Linked DNA regions of Mus musculus: region 2 is linked to region 1. The links are chromatin loops, found by intact Hi-C in ENCODE. Cell type or tissue: heart. All regions are shown on one strand.

Region 1 (8,000 bases):
ATCTACACATGCACACATGCGTGCAGCGCGCGCACACACACACACACACTAAAATAAGTAAAATAGGAGTGGGAGAGATGGCTCAGGAGGTTAGAGTACGGATTCTTACAAAGGACCCAAGTTCAATTCTCAACACCTACATGGAGGCTCACAACCAAGTGAAACTCCATTTCCAGGGAAGTCAATGCCCTCTTCTGACCCGTTCAGACCTAGTGGAGTCAGACATACAGACGAGCAAAAACATTCATCAGCATTTAATAAAGTCTAAAAAGAAAAAACACCTCAAAATAATATGCTTATAAAGAATCAGGAAGGGGAGGGACCACAGTGCGATACTGGCATTCTTATTAAGGAGTGAGCTGAGGCTGCTTTCCTGAAGGCATACTGTACTGACAGCAGTAGCAAGGAGGAGATAGAACAGCTAGCCTCAGACACAGTGACATCAAAGGTCTGCAGTAATTTCTTTATAAACCAGCCCTAGGAATAAATAGAAATGGCACAAAACGTTCTTTGAGTTTTAATATCTGAAGCTAATATAACTCAATGATGCTGTGGAACAGAAGTCCTACCGAATGTCAAAGAGCATTTTAAGAGCTCCAAGAGACTTCATAAAAAAAGATTGTGTCTGTATGACTACAGACACACTTTTACTCATATAATACATCTAAGATGCATCAGATAATAAGAGCCGCCTGCAAAGACTCTGAAAAACCACACCACTGTAAGACGTCTGGAATCAAAACAGCCGCTGAACTCTGGGAGGAAAATTCAGGCTCCCATCCATCCGTGGATTTATTCAGATCTGCTAACAAGCTTGCCGTGGGTCCTGCGAGACACAGCTACACATGAGTCAAGGCCTCTCTCAAGCATCCACAAAGGCCTCATGTGGGATATAGGAGGTGTCACTGGTGAGCCTGGACTGAAACAGATTCTCCCACAGAAAGTTCCAGAACAAGGCTGCAAAAGAGAACTAAACAGTGCCATCTGGTGCAAGAAAAACAGGGAGAAATAGGAGCCGTGGAATTTCCAGCCAGAACCTTGTGTTGAACCTCTGCTGGTGTGAGAATGACTGCTTTCTTTTCTCCTTCAGAAAAATGCCCTAGTGTTTCATGCATAATTCTTCACGCGTTATTTTTTTAATACCATTTTATAACTTTTCAATTAGCATAATCCAAGAGTAACTGAGCTATAAGAACTCTGAAGCCATTTACCATGCTTTCTTTTTTTATACTATGTAGTGACTCTAGGCTTCTTAGTTCTAAATATGACATTTTGGGGGTAAAATTCTACACTTTTTAAAAATGTATGCTCAATATTTGTGAGGAAGACTCATGTACTATTGAATGATTTATTGAAGACTTGATTTCTCCAGTGTTCCAAAAACTGTAACAAGTTATTAAATTACAAAAGAATAAAGCGTCAGTTGACAAGAGGGTGTATTATTTACTAAGTCAACCCACAAAGGTTCTTTAAATAAATTCTTTGTTCCTTTCCTTTTCTTTCTTTTTCTTTCTTTCTTTCTTTCTTTCTTTCTTCATCATCTTCTTTTTTTTTTACTTATTTCCTTTACATCATGCTTACTGCCCCCTTACCAGTTACCCCCTTCCATGATCATTCCTCCACCCTCTCCCCTCCTCCTCTGAGCAGGTGTGGACCCACTTGGTATCCCCCGACCTTTCAAGTCTTGGAGGGGCTAAGTGCATCCTCTCCTACTGAGGCCAGACAAGGCAGCCCAGCTAGAAGAACACATCTCATGTATAGGCAACAGCTTTTGGGATAGCCCCCCTCCAGTTATTCAGGACCCATATGAAAACCAAACTGTAATCTGCTACCTATGTGCATGTTTTTTGGTTGGTAGTTCAGACACTGAGAGCCCCAAGGGTTCAGGTTTCTTGACTCTGTTGATCCTCCTCTGGAGTCTCTCTTCTCTTTGCGGCTAGCTATCCCTCCTCCTATTCTGCCACAAGAGTCCCAGAGCTCCATCAACTGTTTGGCTGTGAGTGTCTGTCTGTCCGAGTCAGCTGCTGGGTGGAGCCTCTCAGAGGCTATTTGGAACAGTAGCACAAACATTGTATAACACCGTCCTTGAAAGAATCCAAGAATATATCCTAGGTTGACAAAAATAACATGGCTAGCTTACTGTCAACAAAAGAAATAAACAAAAAAGACAAACTGACTCACATCCCTGGATATTAGAATATTACTTCCGGGTTAGAGAAATGGCTGGGTGGTTGCAGACAATTGCTGTACTTGCTGCTCTTGCAAACACCCTGGGTACGAAGTCTGCTCAACAGGACCTGTATGGAGCCCCTCCCAACAACATCACTAATCCAGCGCCACAGGATCTGACGCCCTCTTCTGGACTCTAAGAGCAACTGCATGCACATGGCATACACTTACAGACAGACCCAAAAAAACAGCAAAAAAATGCAAAACTTTCCCTGTTAACATCTAAAAGACAAGTTTTCCAGATCCTTTCATGTTGAAAATTATTCAAGCCCTGGGCCATTGACTACAAAATCATACAACCTTGAGGACAGACTCGGGAATCACACTGACTCTGATGCCTGCCTGATAGAGCTTTTTTTGTTTTTTGTTTTTTTTAAAGGTAAATAGCAAATAAGCACACATAAAAGCAACCAAAACTGTCTGTATTTACTTTTCCCTGAAAAAAGGATATAGATGATACAACGCATTCTTTGAGTACACGAGGAGCAGAGATATAAGGTACACGGGTGGCTGGCTTCATTCCTTGGGTCTCATAACATAACATAGTTAGGAGGAACCTGCTGCGGACTGAACTAACTCCATATTGACAGGATGAATGTAAGGGGGGGAAATCTACAAACAAGAATAAACCCCCAGATGCTAATGAAAAACATAGACCCTACTAGATCAGCATTTTAACCTCAGACACAGAGAGACATATGCATAGGGGGTAACAAAAAGAAAAATACACATGACAACATTTACAGTTAATACATTTAAGAGAGACAGTGTGGTTTTCTTCTTTCTATGCCCCTCTCCACCAGTCTTTGAATCTAGGAGCTAAGCAGAAGTTTTCCTCTTCAGTAGCCTGTAGATGGTGCTACGAACCTGTTTTTCTTTCGCGGAGAACTGCAGTTTCATCACCAGAGGAAGCTAATTTATATATCCCATTTCTTGTACAGCTTAGAAAGGTGAATGGGGATACCATACCTTCTCACAGGTCACTGAAAAGGGCTACCTGGATAACTAGCTTCAGAAAATGGATATAATCATCCTTTTAATTGTGCACAATAACCAGTGATTGCTACCTTCCAGGTGGGATGACAGAGAAAGGCTCAGAGGTGACTGCAGCTGCTTCAGATACAAGCTCACTCTGTTCCACTACCCCATGGAATATGTGACCACGGCTTGATATTTGCCTGTCCTAAACTGTTCTCTGCAGCAAGCGGTGACAGAGAAATTTAAACACAGACAGATCGCTGTACCAAGCTGTCCTCAAAGGTCAGTGAAATCTTAGGTTTCTTTTCTTTTCTTTTGTTTTTTAAATATGTAGTTTATTTTGAACATACGCGTATTGTGTTCGAGTTCAAGAAAGCACATCTGTAATGGGCTGTTTTAAAACTCACCTTTTTAGGGCTGGGACAGTGCTTGCCTTGCAAGCATGAGAACCTGAGCTCAATCTCTAGCACCCACAGGAAGTTAAGCAGGGTGCTGAATGCTCCTCATCTAACACAGGGGAAAGGAACACAAGATGATCCCGTGGGCTTCCTGACCAGCCTGCCTGGGCTAATTAGGACAGCACTATTCCCAGTGAAACCCTACTCCAAAAGGCAAGGTGAGTAGCCCCTAAGGAACACCTCCTAATGATGCCTCATCTTGGTTGTCAGATACAACCCAAGAAGCTGGGCACTCGGGTCAGGGACTTTCTTGACTGAATCAATTTAGGTGAAAAGACCCACCCTAAATCTCAGCCATCCTTCTACTGGCAGCCCACATAAACATAACTGACATGGAAGAAGACACCTTCAGCTCTTTGCCTGAGTGCTAGCAACTCTTGCTATCAAGTTCATCTGCACTGTTATTGAAGCATTCCTTTGCTGGCATTGCAACTGATTTCTTCAGGATTCACTTAAAGACTGTATTGGGAGCTCCTTAAAAGAAGAGATGAGCGTTGCTTCTCAGTGTCTGACAAGAATGGATTTGGCACTTGGCAAGCACTGGATAAAGAGTAAATAAATTATCACACTGAATTAGGGAAAATCAATACCTTAAACAATCAGTTCTCCCTTGAATTACACTCACATGAAACACACAATGAACTGACTAGAAGATTTTAAACTGTAGGATACATAAAGGGAAAGTTCTCTAACCCACTTAGATACCTATCTATAAGTAAGCAAACAAGACTTTAGCTATTGATAACGGACATTAAAAAGTTGGATGGGCATGGAAGACCATGAAAGAGGTAGAGATAAGACTCCTGGAGAAGATGGCTAGCCAGGTTTTATAACCACTGAGGTCTGGCTTCAGTGAACGAACTTACTTCAAAAATAAACTTGGAGAATGACCAAGGAAGACATTGGACTTAACTTTGGGGCTAGACACCCATCTTTATACATACCTGAACACATGTAACACTGCATGCAAGTACATAAACACAACTACATATTGAAAGAGGAGGAGGAGGAGGAGGAAGAAGAAGAAGAGGAGAAGGAGGAGGAAGAGGAAAAGGAAGAGGAGGGAGAGGAAGAGGAAGAGGAGGAGGAGGAAGAGAAAAGCAAAGGCCAGGTGAGGTATTCAGTTGTTAAGACCGTTTTCTTACTATGCATGAACCAGGCATAATGGTACATGCACACTGGAGGTATACATGTCACTCATGTACATGTCACAAGTCAGGAAGATCAAGAGTTCAGGGTCATCCTCACCTATGCCAGAAGGAGATACATAAGTCCCTGCATAAAAAACAATCAAAAGAAAATCAAAACAAAATTATTAAAATTGAGTGATGATCAGAATCTGAAAACACTGGCGCATGTATTGACTGTTAGAGTATGGGTCCCACTTGTACAGAAGTGTCATTACAGAGAAGCTAAATGGCAATGATATAAACAACATCAACAAAGGCAAAGCTGAGAGATCACCTGCCAGGCAGCAGCCTCTCCATATGTATACCAGCTTTTATAATAATCAAAAGGTTTATGGGTAGCTCAAGTGCATTTTACATATGAGGACAGACACCGAGGAGATGACTCAGCAGAGTGCTGCTGTTCTTTCAGAGGACCAGACTTTGTTACCCACTACACATGTCAGGCAGCTCATAACCAATTATAACTATGCCTCTAGGGGCTCTGAAACCCTCTCCTACCTTCTGTGAGGACTGTATTTACATACACACACTCTTCCACACAAATATATATATAAAATTTAAAATAAATATAAAATAAGACAAAGATGGAAATTGAGTCAGAAAAGTTAGGTCACCTTACAAAAGTAACACAGCTGCTTAGAAATGGATCCTCCATTGGAACAATATGACAGCTAATTCTAATGTTTTATATAAAGGAACAGACCATTCTATTTTTAAACTATACCTAATTTAAAGCATTATTCACATGATTACTTTTTTTTTCTTTTTCAAAACAGGGTTTCTCTGTGTATCTGTGTAGCCCTAGCTGTCATGGAACTCACTCTGTAGACCAGGCTGGACTCAAACTCAGAAATCTGCCTACCTCTGCCTCCCAAGTGCTGAGATTAAAGGCGTGTGCCACCACTGCCCGGCCTCAAATTACTTTTTAATAATTTTTCATTGGATATGTTAAGTTATGCATGGTGATGTTATAAGTTCAATATGTATACACAGTTAAACAGTTACAGATTGGAAACAAATTATCTCTTACTTTGCAACCCTTTGCCTAATTGTTGGCAAGAGCAGTGATACATATTCATCTAACCAAAAGCCTAATAAGCATGATGTATTATTTTTTTTTTTTTTTTTTTTTTTTTAATTCATTTATTTATTTATTTATTACGTATTTTCCTCAATTACATTTCCAATGCTATCCCAAAAGTCCCCCATACCCTCCCCCCCCACTCCCCTACCCACCCACTCCCATTTTTTTTGGCCCTGGCGTTCCCCTGTACTGGGGCATATAAAGTTTGCAAGTCCAATGGGCCTCTCTTTCCAGTGATGGCCGACTAGGCCATCTTTTTTTTTTTTTTTTTTTTCTTTTTTTTTTTTTTTTCCATTTTTTATTAGGTATTTCGCTCATTTACATTTGCAATGCTATACCAAAAGTCCCCCATAGCCACCCACCCCTTCTCCCCTACCCACCCACTCCCCTTTTATGGCCCTGGCGTTCCCCTGTACTGGGGCATATAAAGTTTGCGTGTCCAATGGGCCTCTCTTTCCAGTGATGGCCGACTAGGCCATCTTTTGATGCATATGCAGCTAGAGTCAAGAGCTCCGGGGTACTGGTTAGTTCATAATGTTGTTCCACCTATAGCGTTGCAGATCCCTTTAGCTTCTTTGGTACTTTCTCTAGCTCCTTCATTGGGGGCCATGTGATCCATCCAATAGCCGACTGTGAGCATCCACTTCTATGTTTGCTAGGCCCAGGCATACTCTGACAAGAGACAGCTATATCAGGGTCCTTTCAGCATAATCTTGCTAGTGTATGCAATGGTGTCAGCATTTGGAAGCTGATTATGGGATGGATCCCCGGATATGGTAGTGTCTACATGGTCCATCCTTTTATCTCAACTCCAAACTTTGTCTCTGTAACTCCTTCCAAGGGTGTTTTGCTCCCACTTCTAAGGAGGGGCATAGTGTTCACACTTCAGTCTTCATTTTTCTTGAGTTTCATGTGTTTAGGAAATTGTATCTTATATCTTGGGTATCTTAGGTTTTGGGCTAATATCCACTTATCAGTGAGTACATATTGTGTGAGTTCCTTTGTGAATGTGTTACCTCACTCAGGATGATGCCCTCCAGGTCCATCCATTTGGCCAGGAATTTCATAAATTCATTCTTTTTAATAGCTGAGTAGTACTCCATTGTGTAGATGTACCACATCTTCTGTATCCATTCCTCTGTTGAGGGGCATCTGGGTTCCTTCCAGCTTCTGGCTATTATAAATAAGGCTGCTATGAACATAGTGGAGCATGTGTCCTTCTTACCAGTTGGGGCATCTTCTGGATATATGCCCAGGAGAGGTATTGCTGGATCCTCCGGTAGTACTATATCCAGTTTTCTGAGGAACCGCCAGACTGATCTCCAGAGTGGTTGTACAAGCCTGCAATCCCACCAACAATGGAGGAGTGTTCCTCTTTCTCCACATCCACGCCAGCATCTGCTGTCACCTGAATTTTTGATCTTAGCCATTCTGACTGGTGTGAGGTGGAATCTCAGGGTTGTTTTGATTTGCATTTCCCTGATGATTAAGGATGTTGAGCATTTTTTCAGGTGCTTCTCTGCCATTCGGTATTCCTCAGGTGAGAATTCTTTGTTCAGTTCTGAGCCCCATTTTTTAATTGGGTGATTTGATTTTCTGAAGTCCACCTTCTTGAGTTCTTTATATATGTTGGATATTAGTCCCCTATCTGATTTAGGATAGGTAAAGATCCTTTCCCAATCTGTTGGTGGTCTTTTTGTCCTATTGACGGTGTCTTTTGCCTTGCAGAAACTTTGGAGTTTCATTAGGTCCCATTTGTCAATTCTCGATCTTACAGAGCAAGCCATTGCTGTTCTGTTCAGGAATCTTTCCCCTGTACCCATATCTTCAAGGCTTTTCCCCACTTTCTCCTCTATAAGTTTCAGTGTCTCTGGTTTTATGTGAAGTTCCTTGATCCACTTAGATTTGACCTTAGTACAAGGAGATAAGTATGGATCGATTCGCATTCTTCTACATGATAACAACCAGTTGTGCCAGCACCAATTGTTGAAAATGCTGTCTTTCTTCCACTGGATGGTTTTAGCTCCCTTGTCGAAGATCAAGTGACCATAGGTGTGTGGG
Region 2 (8,000 bases), 1.9 Mb after region 1:
CTCAGTTCCTTGCCCAAACAATCTAAAAGTCCAGCCTCTGTCTTTCTGCCCAGCCATTGGCTTTATGGCAATTTTTTCTTATCAGTGGACACCAGCTAGGGGAAGGGACCCTCAGGTCTGGAAGAGTGGCTTTTGGGGAGCAAAATAAGACAAAGCATTAGAACCAATTCCCAACATAGGTTGGCCAAAAATGTGCTCTATAACCCAGGCACATACTGAGTCTTTGTTCCTCCTGACTCTATAATGGGATGATGGGGCCCTGTGCCATCAGAACAAGCTTCCCCTTACTTTGTGACATGTAGAGGACATCCTGAGCTTTCTTTCTAAGTCTTCACCCTTTACCTCTTCCCACAGAGAGGCAAGCATCACTCTCCTAATGGTGAGACAGAAGAAAGTAAGGAGAAGGCTCAGAAGTTAAATAAGAGAAGTTGGCGTTTGGCAGAGGACCTGAATTTAGTTCCCAGAACCCCTGTGGGGCAGCTTACAACCACCTCTACCTCCAGCTCCAGAGCAGGGAACCCAATGTCACAGGGAGCTCAAGAGCCCAGAGTCGAAGGTCATCATGAAGGCTGGCATCCAGCCTCAGGCTGGTAAAGCCCAGGGACCACATGGGGGAACACAATGACACTTGTGAATAGAAATATCACTGTCCTAGTCTGCTTTCTACTGCTGTGATGAAACACCATGACCAAAGGCAACCTGGGGTGGGGGTGGGGGGTGGGGGGAGGTTTCTTTCATCATAAGACTCTCGGATCACACTCCATCACTGAAGGAACTGGAGGCAGGAACTGAAGCAGAAGCCATGGACGAGTGCTGCTTACTGGCTTGCTCCCCATGGATTGCTCAGCCTACTTTGTACCACCCAGGACCTCTTGCACAGAGGGGGCACCACTCATGGTAGGATGAGCTATCCCACATCGATTATTAATTAAGGAGATGCCCCCATAGACTTTCCTACAAGCAATCTGATGGATGCATTTTGTCAATGGAAGTCCCTCTTCCTAGATGACTGTTGTTTGTGTCAATATGACAAAAGTCTAACCAGGACAAGTCATCATGAAACTAATGCTAACTAATCGTAGTTAACTGGAAACAGGAGTAGAGGACTATGAGAACCTGGAGAGCTGAGTTCAAATCCCCAATACCTACATCAAAATCAAGATAATGGCTGCAAATGCTTGTAACCCAACAGTGAGGTGAAGACAGGTTCACTGGCCACCCCACCTACCTAAAATGATGTACTTCTGTTTCAGTGGCAAATCCTGCCTCAAGGTAGTGAGCAATAGAGGAAGACACACAAAGTCTTGCTCTGGTCTCAACGTGAACACCACACAGTAATGTGTATATGCACCACACACATACGTACACGCACATGCACACACAAATATGAGGGGACTGGAAAGGTCTCTGGTTAAGATCACTTGTTGCTCTTCCAGAGGACTCAGGTTCAATTCCCAGGACCCACAGGGTTGCTCACAACTGCCTGTTACTCCACTTTGAGAGACTCCAATGCCCTCTTCTGGCTCCTTCAGATACCAGGTACACAAGTGGTGCACAGACCTACATACAGACGAAATGACCTTACACACTTTGTGTGGTGTGTGTATGTGTGTGTGTGTGTGTGTGTGTGTGTGTGTGTGTGTGTGTTGGAGACAGAGGTGGGACACTAGGTTTCTACTCCATCACTCTCCAAGTTATTCCCTTGAGACAGAGCCTCTTGTTGAACCTGAAGCTAGGCTGGCAGCCAACAAGTCCCAATGATTTTTCTGTCTCCACAACTGAACCTAACCCCATTATGCTGGTATTGCAAGCACATATGTGGCTATACCTACCTTTCTACATAGGTGCTGAGCGTTAGAACTCAGATCTTCATGTTTGCACAACAAATGGAGCCACCTCTCCAGCTCCTGTTTTATATTTATATTGCATTTAGTCATTCAGCTGTGTGTTTGTGTGCATATGTGTGCTATAAGGTAGGGAGCACGTGTTCAAACACATAAACCATTAAGGGACAATTTTCACATTCAAAGCACAATGAGGAAACTGAGGGTAGCAAGTAGAGGCTACCCTGGGCTTCATGGGAGCTTGAGAAGAACGAAGGTATCAGCAGTCATCCCATCTTATTCTTGAAAAGGATGCTTCTACTCTACAGGTCAGCAACTCTAGCACCTGTCTTCTCTCCCAGCTCTTGTGTATAGCTGTGTAGAAAATAGGTCAAACACCATGTTAGGAACTAGGCATGCAGCTTCAGAGCTGGGGGACCTATCATAGTTGACTTAATTTGGCTAAGCCTCAATTTTCTCCAGCTGTAAAACTTGGAGCACAAATCAAGTAGTCTCCAAGGTCCTTCTTAACTAGGTGTCTTTGTTACTATGAGTTTCTAGACACTGGCCTTAATTATTGTTCATTTTACTTTAGCCACGAATCATATCCTGTCCTTTTCCCCTGCTATAATGACATTTCCTCAGAGTAGGAACTGCTTTCACTTTCTTTCCTTCCAGGAAGGAGCAAGTGAGGCTCATAGAACTCAGGAAGTAAACAACACACAAGTCTCAATAATAAGTTCCTGAAGCTAACAAGATAACATGGCCCCTCCTAAAGCTGTTAGGGGAGGGTCTATGAGGGCTACCACTTTGTCTCACTTCTGCTCCATTCTCTCTACTTTCTGAGCTGCAGATGTGAGAGTAGCTTCCTAAACCAATGTGTTTACCTCAGGTACTTATCACTGCAGTATTGCAGTGTCCAAGTCTGTGTTCCTTTCTTCTAATGTATGAATAGAACAACATGTCTGAGGGGTATGGTTCAATGGTAAGGCACTTAACCTAAAATTCACTTATGGCCATCTGGGAATGTGGTTAAGTGGCAGAACTCCTAACTAGAATCCCGCAGTGAGGGGCTGGGGGCGTGGCTTAGCAACAGAACTCTTATCTAACATGTACAAGGTCCTAGGTTCCATCCCCAGCACTAGAACAAAAAAAGAAAAAGAAAGTAAGAAAAATGATGTAAAGGGACATAGATAGGTGTGCCCTCTTTAGAAAATGCTGTCAGCCTTAATTGTGTTTTCTTTAAAGACCCTTTAAGGAGTTGGCCCATAATGGCTGCCATATTGCCTGGGTGACCTGAACTGAGATCCTAACATAACCCCATCTAGCTGGAAGACAGAATGAGCCACTAAATCCTTTTAATTCAAAGGAGGATGTGATAGAGATAAATTGCTAAAGAAGGATGAATATGGATCCGAGGGAATTGAGAAGCACAGATTTGACAGATGTATGGAGATGTGATGTGGGGAAGGAGTTTTGGCTAGCTCTTGGTACTGCAATGGATGCCGTCGAGAGGGTCAGCACTGAAAGACACCAAGGCAGACATTTGAAATTCCCTGTCTGGGCTTATGCCTGTTGTTGAGACATGTCATTATGTAGGCCATGGTGGCCTAGAATGGTGAACATCCTCCTGCCTCCGCTTCCCAACCTACAGGGATTATAAGGCATGTAGCACCACAAACAGGGAGTCCTGTTGTTTGTCATTATTATTATTGTTTTCTTTTCATGTGTATGTGGGGTGTGCATGCATGTTCATATATATGTGTAAGCTTGTGTGTGTGTGTGTGTGTGTGTGTGTGTGTGTGTGTGGCCCAAGACTGATATGTGAAATATTCCCCAATCCTTTCTCTTATTCTTCTTGAGGCCTAATCTCTCAGCTAAACCCAGAGCTCACTGATAGAGCTGGTTTCCTCTCTAGCCAGTTTGCTCCCTGGCTCCTCCATCTCTAAATTCAGAGGCTGGGTTTACAGGCAAGCCGCCACACCCACCTGCCACACCCACCTGTCATTCCATGGGTCCTTAGGATCCAACCTCTGGTCCTCCAGCTTGCACGACAAGCATTGTAACCACTGTGCCATCACCCCAACCCCCATCACTAATTTTTTTTTTTAATTTGTAAAATGTACTTAGTTATCTATGAGTCAGGGTCTCAGAAACTCCAGACTGGCCTTGAACTGCGGGAGTAGTGGAGGATGACCTTGAACTTCTGAACCTCCTACTGCCACCTCCCAAGTGCTCTGTTTGTGCTGTGCTGGAGATGAAACCTAGGGCTTCCAGCGTAGTCAACAAACCCTGTACCAAATAAGCAAGATCCTTAATGCCATTGTTTCCTGAGGTAGGGCATGGGGGGAGGGGAGGGTGCTGACTCTCAGGACCGAAACTCATTGACAGAGCACTTACCTAACACACAGGAGGTCCTGGGTTCAATTCTCAACAAAGGGAAAGGTTCAATTTCCTCACCACCACCACCCCCAAATCCAAAATTTATTTATCTATCTAATCAATTAGGCATTGGTTCAACAACTATTTCTAAGGCATCTGACACTTGTCGGGTATTCTGAAAAACCAACACAAACGAAGAAGAAATGTTCCTGGCCTTCACGGGTAGAGGAGCCACGATTTAAATTAGTGGCCCAAAGTGGTTACTAAAAAGAAACTGCAGGGCAATCTCACACAGTCAGCACGGGGCTCCCAGCTGCATTCATCTCTAGAAAACCACCCCCCAACGGAGTGCCAGAGTGGCTCCAAACCCCACCCCTGGGCTAACTGAGCCCCTGGCTGTCCCTAAGAAAGGGCACCCTGCAGTTTGCTTTCTCCTGCCTCCGCTTGCCCCTTGCTCCTCTGGCCTGGCCTCCGGGAGTTAAGATCCCCCCCCTGCCTCCAGCTCCTGCTTCCCTACCACTCAGGGGTTAATGCTTTTGAAAGCTCCCTGCAGGGTTCGGAGTGCAGCTGTTGCTGCCATTTGGACATTTTCTTTCTCCAAAAGCCTCAGCTGCCTTTTGGAAACAACCACAGTGCCATCTACTGGTCAAAGCTGCGTATTGTACCGCGATGCCTTAAGCTTTCTGAAGGCTATCTGGAGGCAGTTGTTGGCTGCCTGAGGTGTGACCTCACTACCTACATGTGCAGTAGGAGTTGTGGAGCGAGGTCCTAATTCCCACGTGGGATTTCTAGGATCCCTGAGCAGGTAATCAAGAACCTGGACTCTGAGAGGAAAAAGGAATGAACTGCTTGGGGCCTAGGATGTGAGGCCTCACCCTCTGATAAGGATCCAAAGGGCTGACATGAAAGATCCTGCCTGGGCTGCGGTGGATCTCTAGGCCGAAGTGGAGGTCTAGACTGGGTGGAGCACTAGGCTGGGGGTGGGGCTCTAGGCTAAGGGCGGAGTTCTGGAATGGGTGGGAGGAGCTCTCTGAATTGGGAGTGGAGCACAAGGCTGGGGGTTTAGCTCTGGGATTGGGTGGAGCTCTGAGGTAGAGGTGGAGCTCTGGGATTGGGTGGAGCTCTGGGATTGGGTGGAGCTCTGGGATTGGGTTTAGCTCTGGGATTGGGTGGAGCTCTGGGATTGGGTGGAGCTCTGAGGTAGAGGTTGAACTCTGGATGGGTGGAGCTCTGGACAGAGGTGGAACTCTGAATAAAGGGTGGAGCACTGGGCTGCAAATGGAGCTCTGAGTGGGAGCTCTGAACTGGGGGTAGAGCACTAGGCTGGAGGTGGGCTCTGAACTGGGGGTGGAGCTCTGTGCTGGGCTTGTGACTTTGGGCTGAGATGGAGCTTAGTGGGTTAGAGTCTTTGACTCAAAGGCCTGTGAGCCCATCCTCACACTGCAAAATTGAAAGAAAGAAAGAAAGAAAGAAAGAAAGAAAGAAAGAAAGAAAGAAAGAAAGAAAGGAAGGAAGGAAGGAAGGAAGGAAGGAAGGAAGAAAGAAAGAAAGAAAGAAAGAAAGAAAGAAAGAAAGAAAGAAAGAGAGAGAGAAAGAGAGAAAGAAAGAAGAAAGAAAGAAGGGAGGGAGGGAGGGAGGGAGGGAAGGAGAGAGAGAAAGAAAGAAAGAAAGAAAGAAAGAAAGAAAGAAAGAGAAAAGAAAAGAAAAAAGAAAAGAAAAGAAAAAGGAAAAGAAAAGAAAGAGAGAGAAATGAGCCAAGCAGACAGGGGGTCAAGCCACAGGATCACGCGGAGACACAATTTAAGTGGTCCTGACAAAAAAAAAAAGGTGAGGGTGAGACCAGGTGGCAGCTCTTCAGATGGTGATCTGTGGCCATGGCGCTGACATCCTGACTGTGGTGCGCTGAGCAAAAGGAGCTACTAAGAAGGCCTCTGAGACTCTCAGACAGAGGCACCACAAGGTTCAACCTCTTACTAAAGGAATGAGGACCGCTGCAGAAAGAGCAGGTTTAGAGATGAAGAGTTAGAAAGTTAGTTGAGTTGAGGTGTTGAGGTGTTAAACTGCAATAGAGGAGCTAGGGAGACAACAACAAAAGAAGAAGAAGAAGAAAGAAAATTGGGCTTTAGGAATGCGCATGCTTGAGAGGTAGGGATGGATGCAACCCCAGGGCCCATTGACCAGCCAGCCAAGCCTACTTGGAGGTTTCCAAGCCAATAAGAGACCTGTCTCAAAAAACAAGGTAGATTAGCACCTGAGTTTGGCCTCTGGCCTCCACATGCACAGAGGCACACTTGTGAGCATGTGCATACATGCATGTACACACACACACACAAATCTGCAACCACTGGCACCTTAACTCTTCTGTGCCTATGGGATTAGACCACCACCACCCCATTCAGACCTAGACAAGGAATACACAGGTCCAAAACTTCTCAGAGAGAGGATTGCAACAGCTGAGTGAACCAGCTACCCCTGCAAGGGCTACAGTTCTAATGGGGATGCTGTGAGACCTCAGCAGACTCAAGGGTAGCAGGAGAGGAAGCTGGGAGAGTGTTTGCATGACTCTTCCTGAGGAGAAGTGCAGGGGAGGAGCTGATGGGAGCAGGGATGGCCTAAGGAAAACTACATCACCAGTGTAGCTACAACACCCAGCAATGCTAGGACTACAGTAGTAATACTAGAGGCTGAGGGAATTTGGGACTATAGCTGGACAGAAGGACTAAGTTCTGGGGTTCAAGGCCTCAGAGACACGACTGTAATAAGCCATGATGGACTTTAAAAAGAGCAAGAAGATAGGAGTTCAAAGGCTCCGGTAATACAGACCAGGAAGTGAGGCATGATGGTGCACACTTATAATCCCAGTCCTTGAGGGGCTGTGGCAGGAGCATCAGGAGTTCAAGGCCAGCCTGAGCTACATGGCAAGTATGAGGCCAACCTGGGCTATATGAGATCCTGGGGGATGGGGGGTGGGGAAAGGGCAGAATAGCAAATTTTCAAAAGAGGGAGATGGAAGAGTGAAGGAAAGAGAAGAAAGAGACAGTAAAAGAAAGGGAGGGGGCTAGGTGCATTGGAAGCCTGGGACAGAAGGACCGTGAGTTTGAGGCTAGCCTGTGCTTCACAGGGAGACCCTGTCTCATAACCAAGGGGACTGTTGGGGTGGCTCAGTGAGCAAAGCACTCACCCGCCATAAAACCATGAGAACTGGAGTTTGGACCCCCCAGCTCCCTTGTGAATATCAGATGGGTGTAGCATATTCTCGGTGCAGAAGAGGTGGAGATAGGATGCCTGGGGCAAAGTGGCTAACTAAACTAGCTAAATCTGTGAGCTTTAGATCCAAGTGGGAAAGCTTGCCTTAATAGACCAAGTGGAGTACAATTGAGAAAAACCTAATGTCAACCTCGGGCACATGTGCACATGTGCACACACACACACACACACACACATACATACATGGGTGGGAGCAGTAAGGAGAGAGACAGAGAAAGAGGGAGGGGAGAAAGCTGGGTGTATGAGTTCAAATAAAACACTATACTCTGCTAATAAATCCAATCCTTACATGCTAATCAAAGAAAATAAAGTAACACAAAAATCTTTCCACTTACGCTCTGCCTGTCTGGAAGCCGACTGTCTGCATATTTTTTTGATTTTTCTCTGGATCTCCTCCTCCTCTCCGGGCTACCACTAATAAATCACAGCATTCAGTGCCGTTTTGAATAGATGGAAAGATCACAGCGCGACGGCGGCACGGCAGAGCTCGGCATTTGTTTGATGGAGGTAGCACCCCCCCCCCCAACA

Evidence for each region. A loop is a pair of places that touch in the nucleus more often than their neighbours do. Peaks named below come from ENCODE experiments on the same cell type or tissue, not always from the same donor. Only the 100,000 strongest peaks of a DNase experiment are listed, where the experiment ranks them.
Region 2: it touches region 1 in a loop (4-fold over the local background); 7 of 42 quality-filtered maps call a loop at or near these places.

What each region holds. Positions count from the first base shown.
Region 1 is chr5:132,112,743-132,120,742 of GRCm38, forward strand. All of the region lies in intron 2 of Auts2 (autism susceptibility candidate 2), which reads right to left. Among named protein-coding and RNA genes, the nearest start is that of 4930563F08Rik, 240 kb to the left of the region's middle. In heart, CTCF peaks have their summits at 992 (motif pointing left), 2,362 (motif pointing left) and 3,081 (motif pointing right); a DNase peak (open chromatin) is centred at 1,989.
Region 2 is chr5:134,002,110-134,010,109 of GRCm38, forward strand. No RefSeq gene overlaps it. Among named protein-coding and RNA genes, the nearest start is that of Gm40340, 45 kb to the right of the region's middle. In heart, a CTCF peak has its summit at 4,852 (motif pointing left); a DNase peak (open chromatin) is centred at 4,792; H3K4me3 peaks cover 593 bases; H3K27ac peaks cover 391 bases; H3K27me3 peaks cover 1,409 bases.